Linked DNA regions of Homo sapiens: region 1 is linked to region 2. The links are chromatin loops, found by intact Hi-C in ENCODE. Cell type or tissue: endothelial cell of umbilical vein. All regions are shown on one strand. Each heading gives the region's core, and the rest is flanking DNA. Links, peaks and the distances in the headings are about the cores only.

Region 1 (8,341 bases), core at 285-8,284, 390 kb before region 2:
TCTTATGGTGTTCTAGGTATACTTTCCATTTCTGATTAATAATATTGAGCATTCATGAACAACAAACCTTCTTTCACACCAGTTTATGCTGTAATTAAAAAATTTAGGAGGGCCTCCAATGAAGTCAAGGTTAGATTGTAACAGCGTCTGCCTATGTATAGAGATATGGAAGCCAATTTATAAATCCATTGCTTAGATTATCAGCATCAGGTGAAGTACTGAAATGTACCAATGGCATTGTCTGTGGGACATGGCAGAGTACTTATATTTGGAATTTAGGAATACGTATTTTGGAAAGCAAACCTTGTCTTCTTCAATAGTTTCAACTAAAGGAATATTAATTTGGTGAAGGCTGCCAGAGATAAACCCATGAAATGGTTATACTTGTGAGAAGTACACGACAATGAGCATATATTAGTCCCATTCTCTGTATATTATAAAATAAATAAACACATTCAAACCTAGAGGTAGCAGTCATGAACACCTAGCTAAACACTATTCATTACAGTAATTTTACCTTTGAATAAATAAATCTCTATCATGTAACATTCTAACAACAAACTTGACTTTATCCTCTTACAATCTTATAATTTGACTATTTCATGGCTTGATTTTTTTGCACTGTTTTGTTTTACATGGGAAAAGGTTGAAGCTAACAACCTTACTTTAATAAATATGCTTAAAGATATTTCAAAAGCAGCCTTGTCAATTATTCTTTTAGCATAGTCATCATGGTAGATTGCTAAAATGGTCATAATTCTCCATCCTTTCCCATATCAATGCATATTTTGCAAAGTGACTTTGCAGTTTTTCCCCTCACATGGTAGAGTCTGTTTTCCTACCTTTTAAACTAGGCTTAGCCTTGAGACTTGCTTTGATTAATGGAATGGGGTGGAAGCAACATTGTTACACTCCCAGCCTTTGCATGTTCCTACACTTGTGTCATTTCTGTCATGGCATGGGAACAAGCCTGAGCCAGCCTGATGGGGCAAAGGTGGGCTGTTGTCCCAGGAAAGGACAAATGGAAGAGTTCAGCCAACATTAGCAAAGCAACCCAACACAACCCCTAGTGGACCGCAGAAGCAGAATGTGTCCCACCAAGAACAGCTCACTATGGCTCAGGTGAGAAGAAATACCCAGCTGGTAAGAAATGTTTATTGCCTTAAGCCAGTGAGTCTTCAGGTCTTCAGGTAGTTTGTTGCACAGCAATGGCTGATAGTATTCTCTGCACAGTTTATCCTTTCTTCTTATATGACTAATGCATATAATGCTCAATGTGTAGTTGTGAAAAAAAAAATGAATTGATCCTTGCTAATATGTTATGTATCTACAATGTATTGCACAGTTGCTTTACACCAGCCATCTTCTAAACATTTTGCACTTACAATTAATTTTCTCCCCCATAAAAATAGCAGCTGTGAGCCTTACTTTTCCAGCTGTGAGATAGGTGCCTATGCAATCACAAAAACAAGATTTGTCTCTTCTGAAATTTTTGCTGATAGTAGAAAACCATGTGGCACAAACACTGATTCATCGAATTAGCAGTTAACTTAGTTAAAAAGATTATTCAATCTTTTGGCACTCGTTTCCCCCGTCTCTTTTTCCTGTATAATTAGAAAGTGATTTTTTTTTTTTTTTTTTTTTTTTTTTTTTTTTTTTTTTTACTGTATGCTGTATGTTACAGTCTACTATAGTCATTGCTCTATTTTTAGAATATGTCAGTACACACTGGCTGAATTCCACATTTTCTCATTAGTAACTTTTTCAGTGGTCTTTATTACACTACATTTTATTTTTGAAAAGAAAAACTCACCTTTTACTAGGGTAGGACAGAGGAATAGGTTGAATATTTACAGATTTCATACCATAAACATGATCTGGTCTATTTTGGCCTTGGAAATTAAGATAATTTTAATTAAGTTTTGCCTTTGGCTAGCATCAGTGACATAGAAATGTCCTTTTCTGTAGTTTTCTTTGGAAATGCAACAAACTAAAAAATGCAGAAGTACTATACTTTGTATGTTAAGGCATTACCTTAAGTGTTGGTTCATTTTGTTACTATAAAAAAGGTTGATATTTTTGGCTGCCCCTTAAGTGAATTTAATAACAACTACTAATAAAAATATTTGCAAAAGTATTTTACATATATCTAATCATAAATATCCACAAAATTCCGGTGAGAAAGGTAATTTCATACCCATTTTAAGGAAGATAAATTACTTATTCACGTTAACATAGAAAAAATGAAAGTCTAGTTTGACTGACTTCAAAGACTATATTTTTCCCACTAGATTATAAACTACTTTTATTTCTCCCAACTAAGAACTGTGAACATTTTTTAGATATATATTGATATGGAATCTATTACCCCAAAGCCCAAAGTGAAACTGAAGCAAAGAAAAAGATTAGAAACTCTCATCCCAGATGACTAACTCAGTGGTACCTGACTCAGAGGAATATTATACTGACATCTCTTATCATTTTGACTGATGTCCTGTTTCTGTCTCAGAAGAAAAGAACATTTTCCTTCCTCTGTCATCTGTGCGAGCTAAGCAAGCAGGAGATTGCTTTTGACTCATTATAATTATCAAAACTGCTTTCTCACTCTCATTATATGTCTTTGGTCTCTCTGCTGAACTACATTGCTTCAGCGATTTTGTATGCCAGTTAATGGGCCTTCTAGCACATATATTTGTATCATCCTTCTTTGCTTTATTGTGAGATAGAAAGAAAAAAGAATCGAAATGCAAAATGCATTTCTATCACCATTTAGCCTTCAATTTGCATTATTTCACCCACGTATTCATGTCATTACTTGTATATCATAGTACTTAGTTATAAAAAAATTTCGTGGGTAATTTTATCAGATATATACCCTGCTTTGAGTGCCCATGAAGATTGTAGAAAGGTTAAACTTTTGAACAAGAACTATTATTAAAAAACAGTTGGAAAACTAAAAAAAGGGAAATGTAGAAAATAAATAATGGTATTAGATTCCTCTACTGTGAGTAGTTACCTTAAGCAAATAATCATTCAAGAAGTAAAAGTTATTAGTATGAGTAGGATAGAGAAGTTAAGAGCGTAATGCTTAGAAAACCATAATGGATTATTAGGAAAGGATGAGATGCTCATCTTTTATTAAACATCAAAATCTACAGACTAATGTCAAAGATAAAATGTGTGTGTTTTCATCAATCACACCACATGCTACTTCCAGAAATAGAATACTATCCTAAATGGACCATACTTCAGAACCAGTATGATATGTCTAAATAAGATTCCTTCAACATGAGTGTGGCCAATTCACCCAGTATTGTTTTCCTGTTATGAATAATTTCATGATAACTGATGTGAAATAAACAGTCAAACTCTGGCCTTCTGGGGCCAGGAAGTATGGTTAATAATGTTAAATAGGAAGTAACATGACATTCATACTTCTGCCTAAAGGCAGATCCACTTTTAGCCCAGAACCCAATCAGGAAGTGGCTCTTCCATCCAAAGGAGCAGAGTATAAAACCTCCTTTTCATCAACAAAGGACACAGGGAAACCTCACTTCATCGCACTCAGAAAGAGCCATGCAAATAGCAAGAACAGCTACATTCTATAGTTAGCACTTACCTGGTGACTAGCGTACCACAGAAACTAAAGGAAGAAAAGTAGATCCTCCCTAGCAGCACATCTAAAAATTTTGTATTGTCAGGAAATTTTTGCACAATCGCTTATATAAAGGCTGACCATTTCTGCAATTAATATTAAGGTTTCACCTCAAGAAAGCCTCTTCCTAGCACAGACACAAGATCAATAAGAAAGTGGGACAAGAAAGTCAATGGCAGAGCTTTGAAAAGGAATCAGAACTGGCCTGGAAGAGGGAGGACTGCCTTAAACATACTTTGAATTTTTGTTTTGTCTTATTTTATTTCTGTTTCAAAAACCATAAAGTTAATACAATACTCCTGTTACATACAATACTGTGAAGTTTTAAAAGTATATATACATATATATATATATTTTTTTTTTCTTTTTTTGAGACATAATCTTGCTCTGTCACCTAGGCTGGAGTGCAGTGGCGCGATTACGGCTCACTGCAAGCTCTGCCTCCCGGGTTCACGCCATTCTCCTGCCTCAGCGTCCCGAGCAGCTGGGACTACAGGCGCCCGCCACCATGCCCAGCTAATTTTTTGTATTTTTAGTAAAGACGGGGTTTCACCATGTTAGCCAGGATGGTCTCGATCTCCTGACCTCGTGATCCGCCCACCTCGGCCTCCTAAAGTGCTGGGATTACAGGCGTGAGCCACTGCGCCTGGCCAAAAATACTTATTCTATGCTGTGCTTACATTCATAGAATGAGCTCCATTATTTTCTAACAATACTTATTATAGCTCCAAGTTTAACACACACACAAGCACACACACCTACACTAGTGTCATCAAAAGAATTCTGGACTTGAGAACATTGCTTCTTCATTTCAGTGATATTGCTGATCCCCAGAGTGAGCAAAGTGACTCTTTAGAGCAAGCACCTCCAGGGTATAGAGCCCTAATAATGGTATCCCATTCAGGGAGTTTCTCAATCTTCCACCCAACCGTTCTTATACATATGTATGTGGTTTCTAGAAGGTACTCCTGATATTTCCCTGACTGATACCCTGGCAGAATTTAGCATCAAAAAACCTTGATTTTTGTGATTCATTCACATGCATTATGTTAAATAGAATATTGCTATTCTCATCATTCATATAAGTTAGGTTTAGGATATAAATTTACTGTCACAAAACTCATAATGTTATTTTATATAATTGACTTAATAGCTTTATATATTTAAAGTGTCCTTTACTTATACACAAAGAAGTAAATGAAGTATGACAATTATTCAGTGAGAATGAACACATCAGTTCAAAGCTAGGTTTAGGATTTAATATTTTCAACGAGGAACTTTATTCCCCATTCTACTTTACATATGAAGGTAGGCGCCATCCTTTGGGTCAAAATGAAGCCGTTTTCCATTTTATTAAGTTCAAATGAAGTCTTTGAAATATCACATACCAATTGTCATGTGTTCCTTAAGGTACACTGGTGCTTTCATATTAAATAGCTTGTCCAACCCTTTTACCACCTATACCAGCCAAATTTTACCAATGCAGCTTTGCATACAAATCTGACTTCCCTTTCAGTTGGCATACTTCTTGTTTGAGCTGGCACTAATTGATCAATACGCTCATACTTCAGCTGTTCAAGCAGCAGCTAACCAGGCAGCCACAACAAACACAATTCTGGCAGCTCCTAATGTGTGTCTCTGCCTGTAATTCAGATGCTGTTTGTAAAGAGTTTACATGTAGACCACGTCGCTCTTAGAAAGCTCAGTGTTAGGATTTTAAACAGAAAGCTTATTAGGCACACAGTCCTGCAAATTAAATCATTTTAAGTAGTTGCTCAAAATAGTTTGGGAAGACAGAGTGCATGGTAATGTATTTTTATACACAAAAACTAACATTTTCTTGGACAAGTGTACTGCTATAGAAAATGATAACATTCTGGCAAGAAGCACTAAGCATTGATTCAATTAAGTGCTATATCATTTACCTAAAAGAACAAACTGATTTCTTCCCAGTGTAAATCATAGAGATTGTGGAGAGAAGGGGTGCGTATGAGAAAACTAGATGTTTTTTTCTTCCACTTGCTTTAAGTATATTTGGCAGGAAATATAATTTAGTACAATTAGGGATGAATGCATTTACTCAAAACCTCACACAGTTCATTTCACTGAACACTCTGAGCAGATTCAATGTTAGTCACCATTCTGGGTGCTATGGTGGTAGAAAAATAAACAGAACTAAGTGCTTGCACTGCAAGAGCTCACAGTATACTGAAAAAGACAAATATTGAGAAACTTTAACTGCAATGCACTTTCTGTAGCATTATGCTATAGGAGCCCTTGTTTAGGTGAAGAATTCTCCCTTGGGAATGCATTTAATCTGGATATTGAAATGGTTGGCTTTTGACCACCAAGGAATGGAGTGGGGGTACAGCGAGCATTACAGTCAAGGGAACAGCATAAGTAATTGCATGGAGGCATGAAACCGTATCACGTATTTGGGGTCTTAAACTGATCCAGAATGAATAGACCAGATTAAATGGGGGAAATAAGGTTTGAAAAGAAAAGAAAGCAGTTGGTGGTGTTCAGTGCTATGCTTAGAAATCTCACACCCTTTAAGTGAAAAATGGTAAACAATTAATGTTTCTAAATAGGTACGTGGGTATATGAGATCCATTATTGGAGGAACAGTCATATTCATAGAGGGGAATGGAATAGATAAAAGGATACTCTAGTAATCCAGGGAAGACAGTGGTGACAGTCAGCTAGAGAGAATCAGGAAGATCAGAGCAACATTTTTAAAGACAGAAATTGGGAGGCTCATGCTTGTAATCCCAGCACTTTGGGAGCTGAGGCAGGTGAATCACTTGAGGTCAGGAGGTTGAGATCAGCCTGGCCAACATGGTGAAACCCTGTCTCTCTAATAAAAATACAAAAAATTGGCTAGCCTTGGTGGCATGCACCTGTAATCCCAGCTACTTGGGAGGCTGAGGCACGAGAATTGAACTGGGAGGTGGAGGTTGCAGTGAGCCGAGATCACGCCTCTGCACAGCAGCCTAGGTGACAGAGCAAGACGCTGTCTCAAAAACAAAAACAAAAAAAGAAAAGAAAAGAAATTGGGAAAATTTTCCAAAAAATTATATGCCTTGTAAATAAATAAATAAATAAAATATCCCTACAACTCTAAGCTTTCTAATTATAGAAACACTGCAAGGAAGCATAAGAAAACAAATGTATAAAATTATTTGATGTCTCTCAAGCAATATGGTTACCAAAATGTGAAAGACACTGATCTGGCAGTTAGTCATACGTCTTGTAAGGAGACCTGTATTATAGCTAATATTAAATATTTGACCAGAAAATGGTTATAACAAATATTATATTTTTTCTATATGCCACATGTAAATACTAATGTAAACATCAGTTAAAAAACAAAACTTACCTGCAAACATGAAAAATTATTCAGTGATTACACATTGTTCAAACTAAATTATATATTTGTCGTAGAGTTCTATGACACATAATGAACAAAAGTTATGTATTACTGAATGTGATTCATTTAGATCTCACAATGAATCTAAATTACATCTCTAAAAGGTAGGTTGTTATTACTATGTCTCATAGAAAGTCCAAAGAAGGCACAGGAAATAAAAGTTACATGTACAAATTATGTGTACAGATACAGATACATGTATTTTGTACATGATACTTGACTATAATCCTGATACACCTTTCTACACCTTTCATAAGATTTTTTTTTTTTTTTTGAGATGGAGTTTTGCTCTTGTCACCCAGGCTGGAATGCAGTGGCATGATCTTGGCTCACTTCAGCCTTCACCTCCCCGGTTCCACCACCACACTGGCTAATTTTTGTATTTTTAGTAGAGACAGAGTTTCGCCATGTTGGCCAGGCTGGTCTCGAACTCCTGACCCCAAGTGATCTGCCCACCTCAGCCTCCCAAAGTGCTGGAATTACAGGCATGAGGCACCGTGCCCAGCCCATAAGACTTTTTATTTACAAATGCTTTTCCTCATTTCATTTTCACGTTAAATCTACAATATTATAAACACCCGTGCTTTTATGACTACTGCCTCTTCCTGTTCATATCACCAGCCCCAGAGTGGCTAGCAAAATAAAGTATTTCAGTTTCCAATTTTTGTACTTGACTTGGTTTAGATAGATACCAGGTGACATTATTACTTTGGATTTAGGCTATCATTTGGAGTACACAACAGTAAAAAAAAAAAAGGATCATAATATTGTTTTGAAAGTGGCTACATTTGGGGGAACTACCAGATATACTAGTTTTCATTTACAGTAACAATTCTAAGAATGATACCTATTGCTAGAATTCTGCATATCTTATTCCATTTTAAATCACTCTCTGTTACTGGAAGATATGAAAACATTAATAAGGCTTGAGAAATGCTCCACATGGGTAATATTTAAGTCATTAGGGTCAGAGCCAAGTGAAATTTTTCATACATAAAAAGATGAGTTTGTTAAGGCAAAATATTCCTACCATGTCCTTTCATTTGTAATATGGAATTATGCTTGGTTCATCCATATTTTACCACGAGAGTGTACAGATGCAACAAGCACACAAGGGGAACATCTCATATATCTGTAAATCACTCAATATGCTTCGCAGTGCCTTGCATTTATAAAAACTATACTCAATGCATTTATATAATATGCTTGGTTTTGAAACATTTCAGTTGAAAGGAAAATCTAAAGGTCAATGCTTA
Region 2 (8,341 bases), core at 204-8,203:
TAGACCGTGTGTGCGCGCCTGGGGAATAAACACATGTTGGAAACCTCGATATTATTTTCTGAGCAGAAACCTGCAGCCTTTAGTAACTGGCAAAGTGTAGCGTCACCTATCTGGATAAAAGGGAAATAAACTTTAATGGCAACTTTGTGTACCAAAGTGTCCCCAGCTTTCCCATCTCTCCTTTTGACTTTGTGTCCCTTGACTGTCCCTATTTCCTGAAGCAAGGCTTCTCCAATTTTCATTCACGACCACCGCAGCCGGCCTCATCAGATCTCAGGTCTGGTTGTGTTTTTGAACTGAGCCATTTACTCATTTATTTCAGTGGCTGTAAACGAAGAGGCCCGGCTAGGATTAAGACGACTGAGACGGACTGTAGGTATTTGGGGAGAATTTTTACCATCTCGAAAGAGAGAAAGGGCCGCTGCTGGGATTTGCTTAGTCTTCAGCTCGCCTGACGTATCCATACACATTTAAGGGCCTCCCCTCAAAGAAAAATTTAAAGCCGAAAAAATAAAATCTGTCCAGTGTGGGTATTCTTTACGAGACCTGGGTGACGAGGCAGAATGATTTAAACAAGACAAACACCAATAAAGTCAACGAGCAGATGTAGCGCGCGGTTGTTTGGGCGGGCGCAGGAACAGGAATGAGGAGGGAGAGGCGGCAGAGATTTCCAAGCTCTCCCTACAGGGGATCGTAGATGCCCGTTGGATGGAAGTGTGTCTAAGTGTGTGTCAGGGAGCTGGCGAGTATTTTCCAGTCTGTGAAAGTAGCATCACCCCAGGGGTGGTGGCTCCTCCTCCGAGGCCAGGGCAGGGAACCCGGCCTTCCCGCTAACCCTCCCGCTGCTGGCACCCGAACCTCTCAGCTCTGTATCTGCAGCATCAGCGAGAAAAGCCCCGCGCGCAGGCTCAGTGCGCACCGCCGCAGTCTCGAGCCGGGGGCGGGGGTGGGCTCCGCAGCGCCTTCGCGGCCGGCTAAGTGGCAGTAAAGCCAAATCCCTCTTACATTTGGCAAGAACCCGGGTTTATCGGAACGCCTGCCTCTCTCCAAACCTCCGACCCTGGTTCCCCTTTTTCCCAGGTTGGAGGCAAATGGGAGAAGCCGTCTCCACTCCGCGGCCTTGCGCCGTGCATTCCGATGCGCGGCAATATGGTGCAGTGCACTCACTCCCCTCATCGCCTTACTAAGATTTTGCAAACTTCAGGCAGCCGCTTGGGCAGAAACGTTGTGCACTCCCTCTTCCCTCTCCAGACCATAAACTTGAATAAGCCTCTCCGCATCTTCAAAGCATTTGCTCGCGGCTCTGGCGCGCACTCTCCAGGCGCACACTTGAGCGGGGCGCGAAGGAGTGGGCGGCTTTTCCTCAGCGCGCTGCACATTTCTTCCCGGATGACTAGGGAGTTGCAGCGCGTCCTTCACAGTGGAGTGGTTTCCTCTTTGCGAGCGGGAGGAAGTCTCCAGCCCGCCCTCCTCACTCTCATTCCTACCAACTTCGCGGCGGAGCCAAGCCAGCGTGGGAAATGGGTCCGACGTGTGCTGCATGGAGAACAGCGAGGACAGACTGCGGGGGCCAAGAAGCCTGCTGGCTTTGCTCCCACCCCCATCAGTCCCAGGCTCCGACCTTTCTGCCAGAGCAGCAAAGAAGTGGCGGCGGCTTTGCCCTGCAGCGCCGTTCTGGGCAAGCAAAGGAAATGGGCGGGGTAGGGGTACGGGGGAGGTGAGAGGAGCCCTCGGGGCGCCCTTGCGGCGGCTGGAGCTCCCAGTCCTCTTCCGCCCCCTCTCTAGGGGCTGACACTCTCTCCTCTCGCCGGCGCAGAGGATGAATGAAGAGAGAAGCAGTTTCTCCCACCCCCGCCCCATTTCCGCAGTCTTAGAGCCAGTGTCACAAGTGCTCAGCAATTTCATTAAATGGAACCGGGAGACTTAATCCCCCCCGGTACCAGACCTCACCGAGGGAATGTGATATCCGGCTTCGCTCCCACCCACCAACCCCCCCCCCCCCCCCCCCCCGGCTTCTCAGACCCGAGGCTGCATTTATCTACTCAACCTGAGAGGAAAGGGTTCAGAAGGAAATGGGATCGAAAGTGTAACCGCCTGCAATAAATTAAAGAGCCTGCTGCTGCTGCTGCTGCTGCTGCTGCTGCTGCTGCTTTGGCGGCCAGAACTGGAGAGAGAAAATGAGATCAGTGCCCTAAAGCTTGCATCGATCAGAGTGATTAGACGTCATCGCATGTAGGAAGCAAAATGTTTGAGGGAATGTTGAAATGGAGATTTCTGTTTTTTCTTTAGTGGCTTTTTAAAAAAGAACAATAAAAGGAAATACCCCTTTGAAATCAAGATGTAAAAAATGAAATTGATTAAAATATAAATATCATCCCGTGCTAATATGCATTTAATAAAACCTTGACAAACGATTCATTTTCTGTGCCAGAAATCTTACCCTAAACTTAAAATATTCAGTAGATTTTTTTTTTTTAATTTACCTACTAACCTCGCTTGCTTAAACCTGTTTTGCCGTTAAGAAATTTCAGTGGCTGAACTGAAAAATAGCATTCAGGGTCCCTGATGTAGTTCAAGCCTCAAGAAAAGACAGTAAGAGAAGTAACTACAACAAAAGTTTATGGTTAAGAATACAAAGTAGATGCTGGAGATGTGATCTCAGGGGGCCTTTCATTTATAATAGACGCTGTATTCACAATAATATGAGAAAAAGGTTAAATACAGTAAACACGATAGCCAGTTCTGGAAAGATAAAAACAGTTTGACAGAAAAGGAGAAAGTAACTCAAGAACTCCACCAAGGGACAAACAGAGGAAATGACACTCGGATATCTCTAAATCCATTGACCTTTCATCTTTTTAAAAAGGGTCTTCTATCTGTAGACGTGTTTTCTAGGCCTTTATGATCAACCATTTCTCTAACCCCTTTCGCTAAATTTGATACTTCAGTCTTCCTTTTCTAAATAATTACTACAAACGATTGTCCTTTAAACATATATTACTTGAAAGAGTAAACATATCTGTGCATAACTATTCCAAGTATGATTCTGATCCTTGAGACTCTGAGAAACTTTAGATATATTTTACAGCCTTAAATCCATGCTTGTAGTATTAACATGTTTAGTAGACTGAAATGACTAAATTATTCATTGCAATAACAGCCTTTTTGATAGACATTAAAACTCATCAGTTTAAATAAGGAAACCACAGATTTCCTTTTAAGCAGGTAATAACTGCTTGCATCAGTGGTTATTTAATTGGTTTCTAGCCAAGACATAGAATAAGTTGTGCTGTTTAAATCAAGAAATCATATGCAAAGCTATATTTTACAGTGTATCTATAAAAGAAGCACACAGAAACTAAACTAAGTTGATTCATACTATCTACTGGATAACTATAAACATTTCCACAAGGCCGATATGAAAATCTCATTTACAAAAAAAAAAAAAAAAAGAAGAAGCTTTGAAAAATAAAATTTTAAGTGTTTATTAGCTCACACGCTGTCTGGTTTTCAGATTTCAATAGAGTGTTTTAGGTTTTAAAATAACACAGAATAAATGATTTTTACCTTAAGTTTAGCACATATTGACAGTTGATTTTTTATTCATTTTCTAAAGGTTTACATGCCAAAATATGTGCAATATAGCAGAGATTTACAAGTCATGACACACATAAAAAGATCCAGTCAGTGACTATAACTGGCATTTGTCTTTTACTTACAAGATCATTAGTTTATGAATTTTTTCAACTTTACATTAATTTTCATACATTTACAAAAATGTAAGTTGGGGGCACACAGTATTTTATAAAATCTGGATTACTTCTGGGAAAAAGACCCTTGATAGGTTAAAAGCAGTACATCCTATTATTTAGGGTCATCTGAAGCTATCTCCTTTCACTATTGATGGTAAAATTAGACCTACCAATGCCCTTTGCAGTACGAACTTGGGAGATTTGCATATTTTTACTATCGTGGCAGGATATATCAAATACTGCTGTGGATAATGACCTCTAAGCTAGATAACATGTTAAGGATTTGGGGGAGAAATTTCATTATAATTGCTTGGACAAATTTAATTCCCAAACAAATGACCTTGCTTATAACAAGAATGGTTGAAAATTATGTATTAGCTTTAGAAGTTTTAGCACCTGGCTGTGTCGACCTAGCTAGGCCACTTCTTATGTTCATTCTGAATAACAGGCGGTAGAAAACTTTATTCAAACAAATTTGATTGATTGTAATTAGGAAATACATAATGTGGGATGTTTCTAGAATGAGAAATATAAGAAATTTGACTATTTCAGCAGCAATGAATTTTCTAACGACAGATGCTGATACTTATAGGGCAGTCATTGAGAACTTTCCCCAAGTATTTCTGACTGTGGCTTCTGGGCCTAACATGGAATTGTACCTCTTGGCCCCCTTGTGGCTAGATGAGGCCATTAACCAGTTCCGGGCAGCCCTAAGTGGAAGAGGAATTTCACTTCCCTGGGAAATACGGGTGCTGGTATGTAGTCATTGTTCAACTCTGTATAAGTCAGACTGGTTGTGAATTTGACTTAGGACCAATACTTGAAGAATTCAGTAAACTTCAGGCTGACATTGATTTGGGAAAGTGGTAGTACCTTTTCGATACCCATTTCAGTGCTTTTAAAATAAATCATCCATGTAAAGCTGAATTAAGAAGCATATCAAAGTAGATAATATGGGTTCAACAATACATCCCTATAAATCAGCAGGTGTGGTGTGCTATCCAGTCACAGAGAGAAATACAATTCCATTCACAAGACAAGTTCTTCATAAAGCTACACACATTTGTATCTGGTGATTTTTAACACTATCAAACTGTTTAGTTAATATTTTTTCTAGTAACTGGTACAGAATTTGACACTCTGAACAGGACTCTTTATAAAGTATTGTTGACTCACAGTGGGATGGAAAGATAAGCATGATTCTTTGTATGTATGTTTTTTTTTTTCTTTCAGTTCTTTTTATTTCTTGGTTTGGTTGTGTAACTGATTCTCAATATTGTCTGCAAATGATTGGATAAAAAAATTGCAAAAATATAAATACAAGCTTGGAATTTGAGTAACATAGGTATAAAATAGTAAGTGTTTTGACACATTATTAAACTAACAGCACTGATTACTAACAGTATATGTTATCCAGATCTTTCTGTTCCTTAGTGATTCTTTACCTCTCTTTCCAGATGTTAGATTATGTCTGCCTGATCATGTCTGCCAATTTGGAAGGAAGGAATAGTCCTTAACCCTGCCTTTTCAGTGATATCTAATATAAAGCTTCTCTTTTTCATCTAATACCTAGGCAGCATTGTGCTTTTTTTTTTTTTTTTAGATGGAGTCTTTTTCTGTCACCCTAGCTGGGATACAGTGGCTCACTGCAACTTCTGCCTCCTGGGTTCAAGCGATTCTCCTGCCTCAGCCTTCTGAGTAGCTGGGACTACAGGGGCGCACCACCACACCCAGCTAATTTTTGTATTTTTAGTAGAGATGGGGTTTCACCATGTTGGACAGGATGGTCTTGAGCTCTTGACCTCATGATCCACCTGCATCGGCCTCCCAAAGTGCTGGGATTACGGGCGTGAGCCAACACTGCACCTGGCCACATTTTTTTAAATAAAATATATTTAAAATATAAGAGAGAGGTTAAGAGCAAAATATGCCGAACTGAAAAAGGTATCACTGAAACTAAAGCCATGCCCTTGTTTCTATTTTATTTTCTCCTATGAAACGGTATTTTCTAAAGGTCTATAAATGAAAATTGCTTTGAACTAACAAAAGTTCTTCTCTGCAGGCATCCTGGCAATTGTTTCCCAGTTCCAGAATTACCCTCCTGGCCAGACTGATTGTGATGCCAATGAGGCTCGAGCTTTCAGGGTCTCTTACTTGTACCAGCTTCTTCCAAGACCTTGAAGTTGTGGTGCAGTGAGGGAGTGTTTGCACAGTTATGAGTTTGATATTTGCAAGAGTAAGAATTTTAACTACGATAGGTTAAGAGCACGTCTTTATCTCATTCCAGTTTCCTCTTTGCCACACTACTTGTTTAAATTGTGTTAGAGAGATCACAGGCATTTTGAGGATCCAGCTAAGGGAAAGTTGAGATGGGGATACATTTAATTTGGATGTGTTAAAATGTATTTTTATGAATTCACACTCCTGTTCTCTCACAGTTCAGTTGTTGCTAGCCATCATAGTGTAGAATGGCTTCCAAGAATTTTCGCAAAATCCACTTTGCCAGCTCATCAGTATGGTCGTGCAAAGGTGCAGCGTCACAGGTTGTGATGTGATAGGTTCCCAGGCCTATGTGGGTGATAGAGTGCAATCAAGGCTTAAATGTATGGAGCCAGAAACTAGTCTGTAGAAAGCTCTTTCAATTATTAGACATGAAATTCCAAGCTAAGAAGGTGCTTTCTTATTGATGTTGAAGGGTTCAGAATATGCGACAGTGGCATAAAGGACTATTTTGAGTTGAAGACATTTGAGAATCAACAGCTGCAGAAAGAAGCTTTTTCTAAACTCTGTCTTTTTAAAAGCAATGCCTCCTGCAAATAATTCCATTGTTATAAATCCCTTCCCTGTGAGTCTCACAACCACAGAGGAGCAAATCTTAGCATCGACCTGAAGAAGTCAGCACAAGGTAGCACCTGGAAAGAGAAACAGATACTGGCATAAAACTATTATATCTAACATTTATTCTCTTAAGGGTCCATTGATCTTCCCTAAAAGTCATTTGTTTCCAGAAGTGCCCTCTGCCCTCCCCTGTACTCTATTAAGATGATATATAAGTGCCCAATTCTAACTACCTCCTTGAATCACATTTCTTTGTCAACGCCCATGTACACATACATAATTAAATCTGTTTTTCTCTTTTAATAATCTGACTTTTGCAAGCTTAATGTGCATACCCCTCAAGAACATAACCTAAACTGGTAGAGAAAAAGCTTTTCCTCTCTGACAATGTCTAATCAAAGCAAAAATCCTCTTTTGTCAGGAATTACTCAATAAGACAGCAGATATACTAAAAACATGCTATTCTTTTGAGTGTGTATGTCTTTTAAACACAAATACAAAATTTATTGGAATCCATGTTTGATGGTACAATTATGTAGTAGCAGTATTGCAAACAGCATTTGCATGAGTGGGCATAGGTCATCAAGACGGCTTACTAGAGGCACTCAGCACATCATGTTCCCTCCACACACACACACACAAAAACCAAAAAAGAACAAAAACAGTGAGTAGATAACCACATGTCAAAATAGAGCATCTAAGGGAGAACACTAGATTTTAACAAGGAAGTAACAGGGACCCTCTGAGGCAGGGAAATTCAAGATGGCAGCACAAACAGGGAAGCGAAGCAGCTGACTGAAATCAGCTCAGAGCCAGGAAAGACTTCCCATTGCAGGATAAAGGTAAGTGAAAGATCCCCAACAATCCACATTCCCTCTATAGACACCTGCAATCCTAGCTACAGAAGACCTTCTCGGGACCCAGAGTCCCTGAGCATAGTATAGGGAACTGCCTGGAATAAACACAACTACATTGCTTCAGAGAGGGAAATCATGCCAGGTCCCACCCATGCCCTGAGACCCAAGCTGTTGCAGCATGCCACTATTTTGAGAATGGGGCTGATCTCAGGCTACATCCTGTTTAATAAGCGATGCATTTTTACATTTCTGATGCACTTCCAACATCCCTTCACATTCACTCAGAATGCTGCAGTGTTGTCACACCATCTGGACCCAGCAGTGCAGCCATAACCCTGGCACACAAACCCATGAAGTACCCTACACCCTGGGCAATAAAAGGTCCAGCACATCAGGGGGACTGCCTCCAGGACACAGAGAGGCAAAACATGCATTCCCCAAAGGCTGAGAACTGCATGCCCAGGGCAACTGCCACTGACAGCAACCCCACACATACCATCTAGGGGCTTGAAGATGGGCTTGTCCAGCCCACTGTTATCGCTACTAGTACCTGCACATACCACAAAAAGCCTGAGAACCAGCCCATGCAGAGCCCCAGTCCCCAGTGAAGCCTCACCACAGCCTCCACAAATAACCACAGCCCAATCCACTGAAGAATTCACAGGCAACTCTGTTATTGAAGCCTGAAGAACTCATAGGCTGAAGAAATCAAACGAAGAGTATACCAGAGAACCCACCCAGAACAAAAGCCAAAGTACCCTACCAAAGTAATACTATAGACAGATCTATAGAAAAATGTCTTTCCCTTCAAAAGCTACTCCACAAAGTTGAAAGAAATGATTTTTACACTAAATGCGCAGATAGCAGCATGAGGACACAAGACACTAAAAAAGC

Evidence for each region. Hi-C counts contacts between places; a loop is a spot of excess contacts. Peaks named below come from ENCODE experiments on the same cell type or tissue, not always from the same donor. Only the 100,000 strongest peaks of a DNase experiment are listed, where the experiment ranks them.
Region 1: it touches region 2 in a loop (5-fold over the local background); 6 of 110 quality-filtered maps call a loop at or near these places.

The regions. Positions count from the first base shown.
Region 1 is chr4:31,101,692-31,110,032 of GRCh38, reverse strand. The region is part of intron 2 of PCDH7 (protocadherin 7); the gene reads right to left. Among named protein-coding and RNA genes, the nearest start is that of LINC02497, 65 kb to the left of the region's middle. In endothelial cell of umbilical vein, for the core only: no CTCF peak of the experiment used is centred there; a DNase peak (open chromatin) is centred at 3,342.
Region 2 is chr4:30,710,704-30,719,044 of GRCh38, reverse strand. It overlaps LOC124900844, which reads left to right. Exons shown (of 1, transcript XM_047416545.1): 1 at 1-2,414. The coding sequence starts at 1,138. The coding sequence ends at 1,704. Among named protein-coding and RNA genes, the nearest start is that of PCDH7, 5.5 kb to the left of the region's middle. In endothelial cell of umbilical vein, for the core only: CTCF peaks have their summits at 2,785 and 4,436 (motif pointing left); DNase peaks (open chromatin) are centred at 804, 1,384, 2,614, 4,434 and 1 weaker place; H3K4me3 peaks cover 2,511 bases; H3K27ac peaks cover 1,822 bases.